Regions from separate parts of the Homo sapiens genome. Here region 2 is linked to region 1. The links are chromatin contacts, found by Hi-C or POLR2A ChIA-PET in ENCODE. All regions are on one chromosome and are shown on one strand. Each heading gives the region's core, a stretch centred on a gene start or an enhancer-like site at or near the end of the contact. The rest is flanking DNA. Distances are from core to core; before and after follow the strand shown. Region 1 overlaps AKAP1 (A-kinase anchoring protein 1). Region 2 overlaps MSI2 (musashi RNA binding protein 2).

The links. Hi-C counts contacts between places; a loop is a spot of excess contacts on that map. ChIA-PET counts read pairs that join two places held with the same protein, here RNA polymerase II (POLR2A). Pooled maps may share reads with other maps.
Region 2: a pooled map shows a loop between it and region 1 (10-fold over the local background). The contact joins two enhancer-like sites. A Hi-C loop is called at or near these places in 1 of 168 maps with a recorded cell type or tissue (gastrocnemius medialis) and 3 of 50 pooled maps. POLR2A ChIA-PET finds 5 or more read pairs at or near these places in 1 of 52 experiments (common myeloid progenitor, CD34-positive).

The regions. Positions count from the first base shown.
Region 1 is chr17:57,089,145-57,093,907 of GRCh38, reverse strand. All of the region lies in intron 1 of AKAP1 (A-kinase anchoring protein 1), which reads right to left. Among named protein-coding and RNA genes, the nearest start is that of AKAP1, 6.3 kb to the right of the region's middle. RefSeq lists enhancers at 525-1,024, 1,947-2,496. Within about 2 kb of position 2,592, at least 17 of the 41 ENCODE cell types and tissues checked have a DNase peak (open chromatin) inside an H3K27ac peak, as active enhancers do; they include gastrocnemius medialis, where a contact is called at or near this core.
Region 2 is chr17:57,570,210-57,574,972 of GRCh38, reverse strand. The region is part of intron 7 of MSI2 (musashi RNA binding protein 2); the gene reads right to left. LOC107984993 (a long non-coding RNA gene) reads right to left here. Exons shown (of 2, transcript XR_001752947.3): 2 at 145-4,763. Among named protein-coding and RNA genes, the nearest start is that of MSI2-AS1, 36 kb to the left of the region's middle. Within about 2 kb of position 2,817, at least 4 of the 41 ENCODE cell types and tissues checked have a DNase peak (open chromatin) inside an H3K27ac peak, as active enhancers do; they include gastrocnemius medialis, where a contact is called at or near this core.

The DNA of each region.
Region 1 (4,763 bases), core at 1,343-3,842:
AGAAAAAAGCATAGGAACGAGCTAAATCCTATCTCCCACAGCAGAAAAACAAATCAGATAATAATCCTTAAAAAGAAAGAAAATAATACTACTGACAATGGTGGGGACAGCTGGAAGAATTGAAAGTAATGGGGGTGGGGGGCAGTGGGCAAAGGACTGTCCTTTCAAGCCTTGTACACAGTCAAAAGCCAAATCCTTTCTACAAGTAATGTTTTGATAGAAAACACGTTATTAAGATACATACAAGTAGCAATGCATGCTCTATTACCACACAGCTTTATGTTTCTTATTAACCATCCTAAATTTGCATTAATGTCAACTCATCTGTGTACAAACTTGTAAGGCCTTATTTTCCTATAATAATTGATGCCAATTTTGCTTCAGAGACCCCCAGCTGCCCAGCTGACATAATAGTAATATCAAAAAGAGAGCATGCTTATTGACAGGTTAGATCCCTCTGGAAGCAAGGCATTGAGGGCTAGCCAGCATCAGATGGCTGGACCTCTCAGGGCCAGTCATTTAACAAAGAGTTTAACACGCACTGTGAGCCAAGTTCGCTGGGCACATAAGGCAAAGAGATCCCTCAGGAAGCAAAGGTGGAAGGAAGGGTAGAGAGTCAAATTACAGGTAAGATACTGCAAAGATTCCGCGACTTAAATATAAAGACCTGCAGCCTCTCTCAACTGATTGAGAGAACTGAGCCCTAAGGCTGCCCTTGCATGTGATGAATTACCTATATCCCTGTGCGTGTAGCAGGGCACCAGCTGGGAGAGTTGAGGAACGGTCACCTAGTCCTTTTCTGTGTGCTGTGGTTGAAATGAGAAAGGCTGGATGGAGCACTTGGAAGGGGAAGCTGCAGACAGAATGAGGCGGGAATGCCTCTTGGAAGAGGTGGCATCAGAACTGGAACACTTGAGAACTGTGCCAAGATCTGGGGGGAAGCAGGAGGAGAGCGGGGAGAAAGTTCCAGGCAGGAAGAACATGTGCCAAAGTCCTAAGGCAGGAACAGGCTTGGCTGACTCAAGAGGTAGCAAGAGGGGAGGTGAAGATGAGGCAGAGCATGGCTCTCAGAAAAAGGGCTCTCCAACATCACTGCGCGGAAGGCCAGTCGGACTCGCAAGAACCCCAAGGGACACGGTCCACCAAACTTTCTCCAGAGGGGAAAGCGATGTGCCTGAAGAGCCAAGGGGCTTTAGTTCTTAATTAATAAGCAGAAGCTGCTTCCAGACTTGATTCCTGAAACAGGATGCCTCTGTGGCTGGTAGCATGACAGGTACACTGTGTAGGTAAACAGGGGCTTGCTTTTACCTTTAAGTTCTCAGCGAATACACTTGCCAGGAAGCCCTGTGGCCACACCACACATTAGCCTTACAGAGCCACCACTAAGGGTAAGGGATAATAAGCCCCCCTTACTCTCAGGCTCCCTCAAAGGAACCTGTTCCAATAAGGCAGTCCAGCCCCAGGAGGCGGACACACACAGCCTACGTAAGCCCTTGCCACTTCTTTGAATCAGACTTTGCAAAAAACAACCTTGCTCTCCAGCCAACATAAACCATAGGCAACAGAGGGCCTTATAAGGCTTGAAGCTTTCTTAATCAGAAACAGTTAGATGGGCTGGAGTTAGCAGCTCCAAGTTAGAGGGAAGGAGGAACTGAAAAGGAGAGAAGAAAGGGTGGCCTAGGGAACCAGCAAGCTTGCTGGTCAAACTGCTTTTTCATCCCTCTTCAGCTTCTGTGTCATCACAGTAAAGAATTCTCACCGGGGGTCTATGGCCATGCCTCCTTTCATGTTTGCATTTTGGTTTAAGCCAGAGGAATCAGACTGCCCACCAATCCACACTATTAGAGAGTTTTTAAGTGTCCATTTAGTGGCCAGCCTTTAGGCTGGGCAACTTCACACAAAAATGAAGTTATGGGGCCAGGCACGGTGGCTCACACCTGTAATCTCAGCACTTTGGGAGACCAACATGGAATGATCACTTGAGCCTAGGAGTCTTGAAATGGGTCTGGGCAAGGTGATGAGACCCCATCACTACAAAAAAAATTTTTTTAACTAGCCAGGCATCATGATGTGCACCTATAGTCCCGGGTACTTGGGAGGCTGAGGCAGGAGGATCCCTTGAACCCAGGAATTCAAGGCAGCAGTGAGCTATGATCGAGCCACTGTACTCTAGCCTGGGTGACAAAGCAAGACCTCATCTCTAAATAAATAAATAAATAAATAAATAATGTTTTTAATGGGGTTATGTGGTTTCCTGAAAAATTGCCTGCTGGGGCAACAAGGGGTCCTCACTCCCCAGGCAGCAGTCTGACACCTAGCTCCCCAGCTCCCCAGCTCCCCGGGCTGCCTCAGTCACATGCCTGCCTGCACCAGGAGGCAGGCTGGGCCCCTGCCACAGATCCAGAATAGAAAAGGCAGCCCTGGAGACCTCTTAAGCAGCCACCCCCTCCACACACCCCTTGGCAGCTTCCAGGGTGGCTTTATTCTCCTCTCTCTCCTGACGAGGCGGTGGCAGCAGAGACAGCAGCAGCTTTGGCACCAGGACCTGTCCCGTACACTGCAGCCACATGCACTTGGCCCTCCTAAAGGATGCCACCTGCTAAAAATAGCACCAGCACATGCTTGGCCAGGTGAGCCACACCAAAGCCAAAGGACAAAGCAGGGAGGTTATTTGCAGCACGGCCTTTTCTCCCAGAGACAGCTAAAGGCACAGCTGAGTGTGGGTCTCCCTCCAAGGCAGTTCAGGAAAGTGAGAATCACTCCTGCTCCTTTTTCTTGGGAGTGGCAGAAAGGAGGGGCAAGAAGGAGTGTACAGAAGACTGAACTGTCCTTCAGATCTGTCATCGACCCAACCTCACAAAGGCACATCCAGGCCCAGGCCAGAGAAGGGATGGGGGCTGGGGCTGTGCTTGAAAAGATCTTACTGCCTCCTCTAATCAGGAGGCCAGCTACTGCTGGGTGACAGCCTTTGGAGGGCCAGGAGATGGTCTGTGACCTCCAAGTGAGGTCTGACAGGTGTCGGGAAATTAGTGACTTCAGGATTGTCTTTTTCAATCAGCTCAGTCTTCAGAGCAGTTTCCCTGAGCCCTCAGGCACAGCTTTTTTTATTCATAGTCATTACTTGTGCATTTCAAAAGCACCCGATGGTTGCATAATTCTGATGATAAAATATGGCTTTGGAAAGACAAGAGAGTTAAGAGTAGGATCCTGTACTTCAGTTTCCCATAAAATGAAGATGTTCTGTAATAGGGAATATCTCCCTCACAGAGTTGTAACGAGGCTGAACACACTTAAGTCAGACTCCATATGTGGGATCAATGATTTTAATCTTTGTAAAACCCAGTTTAGTTTCCTGAATGAGGATGTGGTGATAAAGGGGCAGTAAATAAGCAACAACCAATGAGCATGGGGGGCGGCAGGGGCAGAGGAGGAGGTGGGGAGCACGCCCCAGCCCAGGTCCAAGCCAGTCCAGCCCTTGCTGTGTCCAGGGACCAGTTTACTCTACTCGGATCTTGTTTCTTCACCCACAAACTAATCACTGTACTAACCTCATAGGGCTGACAGAGAATAAAAATGACACAGAAAAAAAAAAGCCACTAATATGCCAGTAGGTGCTCATCAGTAAGTGTCCTTTATGCTGCCTGGCTCCAAGAAAAGAGATCTCACATTATATATACCAAAGGTCAATCTAGCAGGGTTCAAACAAAGCACACCCAGGACTAGAAGAGGGGGCATCTGGAAACAAAGAACTCCCCACCCCTGCCACAACAGAACACGTTAGCATCCACGCTGTGGCCCCACTCTCCCCCAACACCTTCTGTGAAGAATGGCCCCTAACATTTAGGTGGACTGGAAACAGCAGAATGAAAACACAACCTCGTTTAAGAGAAGGGCCGCACTGAGATCTGTAGGAAGTCATCAGGTGGGTGAAGGACCAAGTAACAATATGTTGACATCTGACATTTGGAGACCAAGGACAAACCAGCAGGGATCTTTATGATAATAAACGGCTTCAAACCAAAAGGGCTTTCTAAGGGCTTAGCATCTGGACCTTTGCTTCACGCTCCTGTCCCCAGGTCCTTTCTGAAGGTCCTCACTCAAACTGTTTCAAAACTGTTCGTCCACTCCCAACTGGCAGACTAGAACTCACTTGTAGTATGCCATGGAGACAACCAGTAGATAATTTGTCACCAAAGCTGTTGGGTTTATGGACTCTGGAAGACTAAGCTCAAACATGTTATGCTTTAGAGATTTACAAGTTGAGACAATTAAGCTTTTAGAGTTGGAGAAAAAAAAACTTTCTAGGCCGGCGCTGTCCAACAAAACTTTCTTCGATTATGGAAAATGTTCTTGACCTGTACTGACCAGGACGGCAGCCACTAGCTACACGAGGCCACTGAGAACCTGAAATGTGGCTAATGTCACTAAGAAATTTTTTTAAAAATACTTTGAAAAGTTTAATTAGTCACACAGCTAGCAGCTACCCTACAGACAAGGCAGCTCTAAACTCCCCACACCCAGGACAAATTTAGGCAAATAAAGCTATCTTTAAAAATAAAAAATATTTAGAACAGTAGCACACCTTAGAGCTAAGAACTTGAGATGAACAGTGAGTTGTTTTTTTTCCCCTTAAGTCTTTGACATGTACTACCCATTGAGCTGTGCTCCCCAGCCCAAACACATCACTCCAGTGGCCCCTGGGCACGTTTGGTCTAACTCCAAGGCTCCCAGGACCATAATCTGAATACTGATAATTTTGACCA
Region 2 (4,763 bases), core at 1,568-4,067, 480 kb before region 1:
TGCAGTCCCAGCTGCTTGGGAGGCTGAGGCAGCAGAATGGCGTGAACCCGGGAGGCGGAGCTTGCAGTGAGCTGAGATCGTGCCACTGCACTCCAGCCTGGGCGACAGAGCGAGACTCCGTCTCAAAAAAAAAAAAAAAAAAAAGAGAGAGAGAGAATGCAGAATTTGTGTCTTTGAAGGCTGGCAGAGCCATCTGTCCTGCTCATCTCTTAAGACTGATGAAACCGAAGCTCCACAGTAGTTGGTAGAAGATAGATGGCAAAAGCTAGGACAGAACCCACACTCAGAGAGAGACCCTTGCCCTACAAAGGGTCACCTACTGCTGCGCCTAAAGGCTGTGCCCCATATGACACATCCAGCCTGGCACACATGCCAGCCTGACACATCCAGGCTGGAAACCTTCTAGGAGAGACTGGGGGTGGCCACCAGAGGCTCAACCATGGGGACACAGGACCCAGAATTGCATCCTTGACCTGGGCTCTGTGGACTGGCCCATGGGCTGGCTTCTCCGCCCTGCCCCGCCCATGCACCATCCTTCTGAAGGAAGACATCCCCATCCAATGGCCTGTGCTACAGACTCATGAGGGCCTTTGCACTCTGGTTCTTAGCTCCTGGTTTTCTGCCAACCAGAGGTATAATGGACTTTCTTATTTTATTTCATTGGCTTGTAAAGGAACATAACCAAATAGTGACGAGAGAGAAGCTGGCAGTGGTGGAGGCCTCAGCAAAGGCTGGAGAAAAGCCAGGAGTTAAGTAATGCCTTGGCCATTAGCTTTCCCCAGAGGAGCAGCGGCATTGCTGGGGCTAGGATGGAGGATATGAGGGGTGGGGCTGGGGAGACACAGATGTGCAGGGGCTGGAGTTCCTTTCCCAACCTGGGACTGACAAATCCTAGCCCAGGGAGGGAGGGGTAGAGCTACCTCCTGACTTGTTCTCCTCTAGGATGAGCCATATTCCTTTCCCCGCCTGGCTTTTCCTTCTTATTAGGTTGTCATCATTATCGTCACAACCACCACCACGTACTTGGCTTATAAGTCCTACTCAACCCCTTCATATGATGATATCTAATCCTTCTAGCCTGCCCTCGCCCTCAAGGCAAGTAATGTTATCCCAGTTAGACAAATGAGGAATCAGATGCTCAGCAAAGTCAAGTCACTGTCCATGCCCTCCTTCCATCAGGGAGTCGCTGAGCTGGGATGTAAGCCCAGGTCTGTCTGTCCCTAAAGCCTGTCACTCCTCCATCAGCCCCTGGAAGATCAACCAAAATAAATGGAAGGCTTAGTGTTAACACAGCCCTGGATAAGCTGCCATATAATAGAGGCCAATGGCTGGTCGGTTATCCTTGCTGATAAATGTGGTGGCCCAGGAACTCAGCAGGTCTGGAGTGATGGGGGTTGATCCCCAGCCTCACTCTATGGGCTCTATCACCCTGAGCAACTCAGGTGACCTCAACAGGCTCAGCTTCCTCATTGAGGGCAGAGATTTCAGCCTGGGTGGTTCACTGCTGAATTCCCTGTGCCTAGAACTTATTCTCAATAAAAATTTGTCAAATGAATGAATGAATCTGAAAAATGGAAATCCCAGTAACAGCCTCCCCACCTGGTTTATTAATGAGTGATAATGTAGGAGGGCACTTGGCACAGAGCACGACACATCCTAAGGGATCAATAAGCAGAAGTTGCTGGTCATTAATACTATTATTACATATTATTATAACGCTATTATTGCTTTTCAAGGTCATTATAGGGATCAATGCATTTGGGAAATATAAATGTAAGGCAATATCTTTACAATAACTAGTAACCAATGCTGACAAATAAGGGCAGACACTGACAAGTGGTCCCCATGAACACCGTACCGCCCACCACAGAGGCATTCTAGGAGACTGCCCTCGCCTTCCCATTGGACATGTGCATCTGGACTCTACGAGGGGGCACTCCTGCTCCATCCCAGGTCACTGTGCCCATGTGGGATCCTCAGACGGAGTTGTCGGGCACGTCCACACTTGCACAGCAGTTCCAGTGAGAATGCATCCTGTTACCTTTGCATTGGTCACCTCATGCCCATAAGTTACAGCCATCTCAGCCTGATCTCCACTCGGTTTAGTTAAAAATAGAGTTTACAACAGAAACCTGAATCCAGGCTCCTCTAAATCAGGACGGCGGGGAAGCAGGTGCTACCCAAATGTGGCGCCGTGCTGACGAATGGAGGTCGGCCGAGCTCAGCTCTCTGCCCTGAGCTGGTGGGTGGCAGCCTCCATAGCAGAGATGCCAGCTCTGGGGAAAGGAGGGCTCTTTACACAGAAGGCAACACATTCCCTCCAACGTGCTAGCCTCCTTCGATTCAATCAATATTGGTTTAGCACCTGCTTATGTGCCAGGAGGTACCTGAGGCTGCAGCCATGTCTCAAGGTGACAAAATGGACAAAGACAAGCAGACACAGAATATCTTGAATTCAGGACAGATTGCCTTAAGGAGAAAGGCAGACAGATTGGACTTTTAAAAGCAAATCGTCAGAAGCTAGAGTTCTGAGACCATGTCCCACAAAAATTACTGGGCGCCAGCCTTGGGCTCTGAGGCTCTGCAAATTCCTCTAATCCCAGAGGCTTCTATGGCAAGTCCTCACTCTTTTCCAGGTTGCTGCTGCCAAATACCATCTTGCTTAGCGAACCCAAAATTTCTGGAACAGGGTGAAGCTCAAAATAATTCTCACAGTTAGACTCACTGGGACCTAAATAGCTTTGCTGATTAAACCTCTGAATCCTTATTCAAACCTGCGACATTCCTCCTTGGTGATGCCAAATCCTTCATGCTTCCCAGCAGGCTCTGGCTTGAGGATCCGATTCTGCTGCACACACCTGTCAGGGTCACCTGTCCTGACTTGGCTACGATCCATTGATTTACTCTTTGGCACGGCTGATCAGCTTTCTAGCTCCCCCACCACACCCACTGAAGCACAGATGAACAATTAGTTGGCCTAATGATAAAGTACCCTTCCTTAGGGGTCTGGAGAACTAGGGTGGGTGTAGGTGGGATTGAGAGGACATGAGGGAAGTGGGCATTTGCAGAGAGGGAGGGTTTGGGACCCTCTCCTGATGTGGGCGGGGAAGGCAGAGGCACGCAGTCGGCTGTAGAAAGTATTGGCTTTCCCATTTGGTGTAAGCTGCTCACCTGCCCAGCTGGGAACAGAGAGGAAAAGAACAGAGGAGTGTCTGGATGTGCTCTCAAAGTGACATTATTATCATTACTATTACTTTCCCACTGTCTTTCCAAACCCATTCCTGTAGGTTATTTCACTTTATCCTTACTATCATTCGATGAAGTATCTCAAAAAGGATTATCCATTTTAACCCAAGAGGAAACTGGAGTATAGACTAGGTGACCCTTGTCGTTGACCACACCACGAATCCAAGAGGAGAATATTCAGAGAGCACAAGAACCAGAGGAGAATATTCAGAATCCAGAGGTACGTGAGGTAAAGGCAAGGTAAAACACTACCAGGTCCACCAGAAACCCATCTCCTGGGAGGAGCGGGGCCTGGTGGGGGCTGCCACATTCCCTCAGAGCATCTCCCCTTCCTGCATCCTCCTGTCTCATGGTTCTGAGGTGGCAAGGTCAGGCCCCTCAGCCTGAAATGCGGGGAGAGAAGACTTAACAAACGACAAAAGCAAGTTGTGGATTGATTCTCCCCTTCCCAGGGCGGCCTGCCCCTCCTCTTCAACAGTGACAGGCAGTAAAAGGTTAGTGGCATGCTTCCTGCCTCTGGTTCCTCGGAGCTAAATGATCAAATGATGTCAGGACTGGGCAAAAGCTCGATTCCTAGTTAGAGCCACCACAGCTCCAGAAATGAAACTTGGCACAGCATCCCTCTGCTCAGAGGCTCTTCACTGGACCCAATACATCAACAAGGCGGCCAATTATGGCTGAGTGCACACTCCTACCCTGGTCTTTACCCTGAGCCCACCTGTGGCTCAGGCTTTGCTCAAATCTGCAGGGGGAGGGGCCCCAGAGGCCGTCACTGCTGCCCTGACTGCCTTCTTCCCATGCTGGTCTTTCTCCCAGATGTCCTGGGAGGAAAGCCAACCCAGCCAGGACTCACACACCTGCCTGCCAGATCGGCCTGCCAGGAACCCCCATATAAGAGAGGATCCAGCAGCCTTCTGCATACCATGCATCCCAAGCTGCCAGACTCTGGCGACCCTGTGAACTCAGGTCACACCCATATGAGCAATTGCAGTGGGCGCCATGCTGGGCCTCCCACTTTGTCTCAAATAGGTTGTTTTTGGTTGTTGGCTTTTCTGATAAACAATCTGAATAGGCATAATGGCCTCATCACCAAGAGCATGAAATAAATCCCCAAATTAACAGAATCCCAAGGACTGGGGACAAGAAGGCAGGCAGGGAAGAGTGTTGCAGAGAAGAGATTCGACTTGGGTCTCCAGCACTGTCCATTTTTACCTGCTGGAAGAGACCCCTGTTCTCATCATAGCTCCTATGCTCCCTGCAAAACCGTGGATAACTCACAAATAATTAAGGCACAGATTTCAACCCACCCCATAACTCCTCTACCAGAGAAAACCACTGGTGAAAGTGTGGAGAATTTCTTTCCTTCCATGAATACTGCTTTACTGCAATCACTCTCAACCCAACCTGCATATCATAATCACCTGGGGGGTTTTAAAAGACAGGGATGTCCAGGCGCCACCCTCAGAGCCTCTGATTTACTTGGTCTGAGGTGGGGCCTGGGAGTTGGTCTTCTCTAA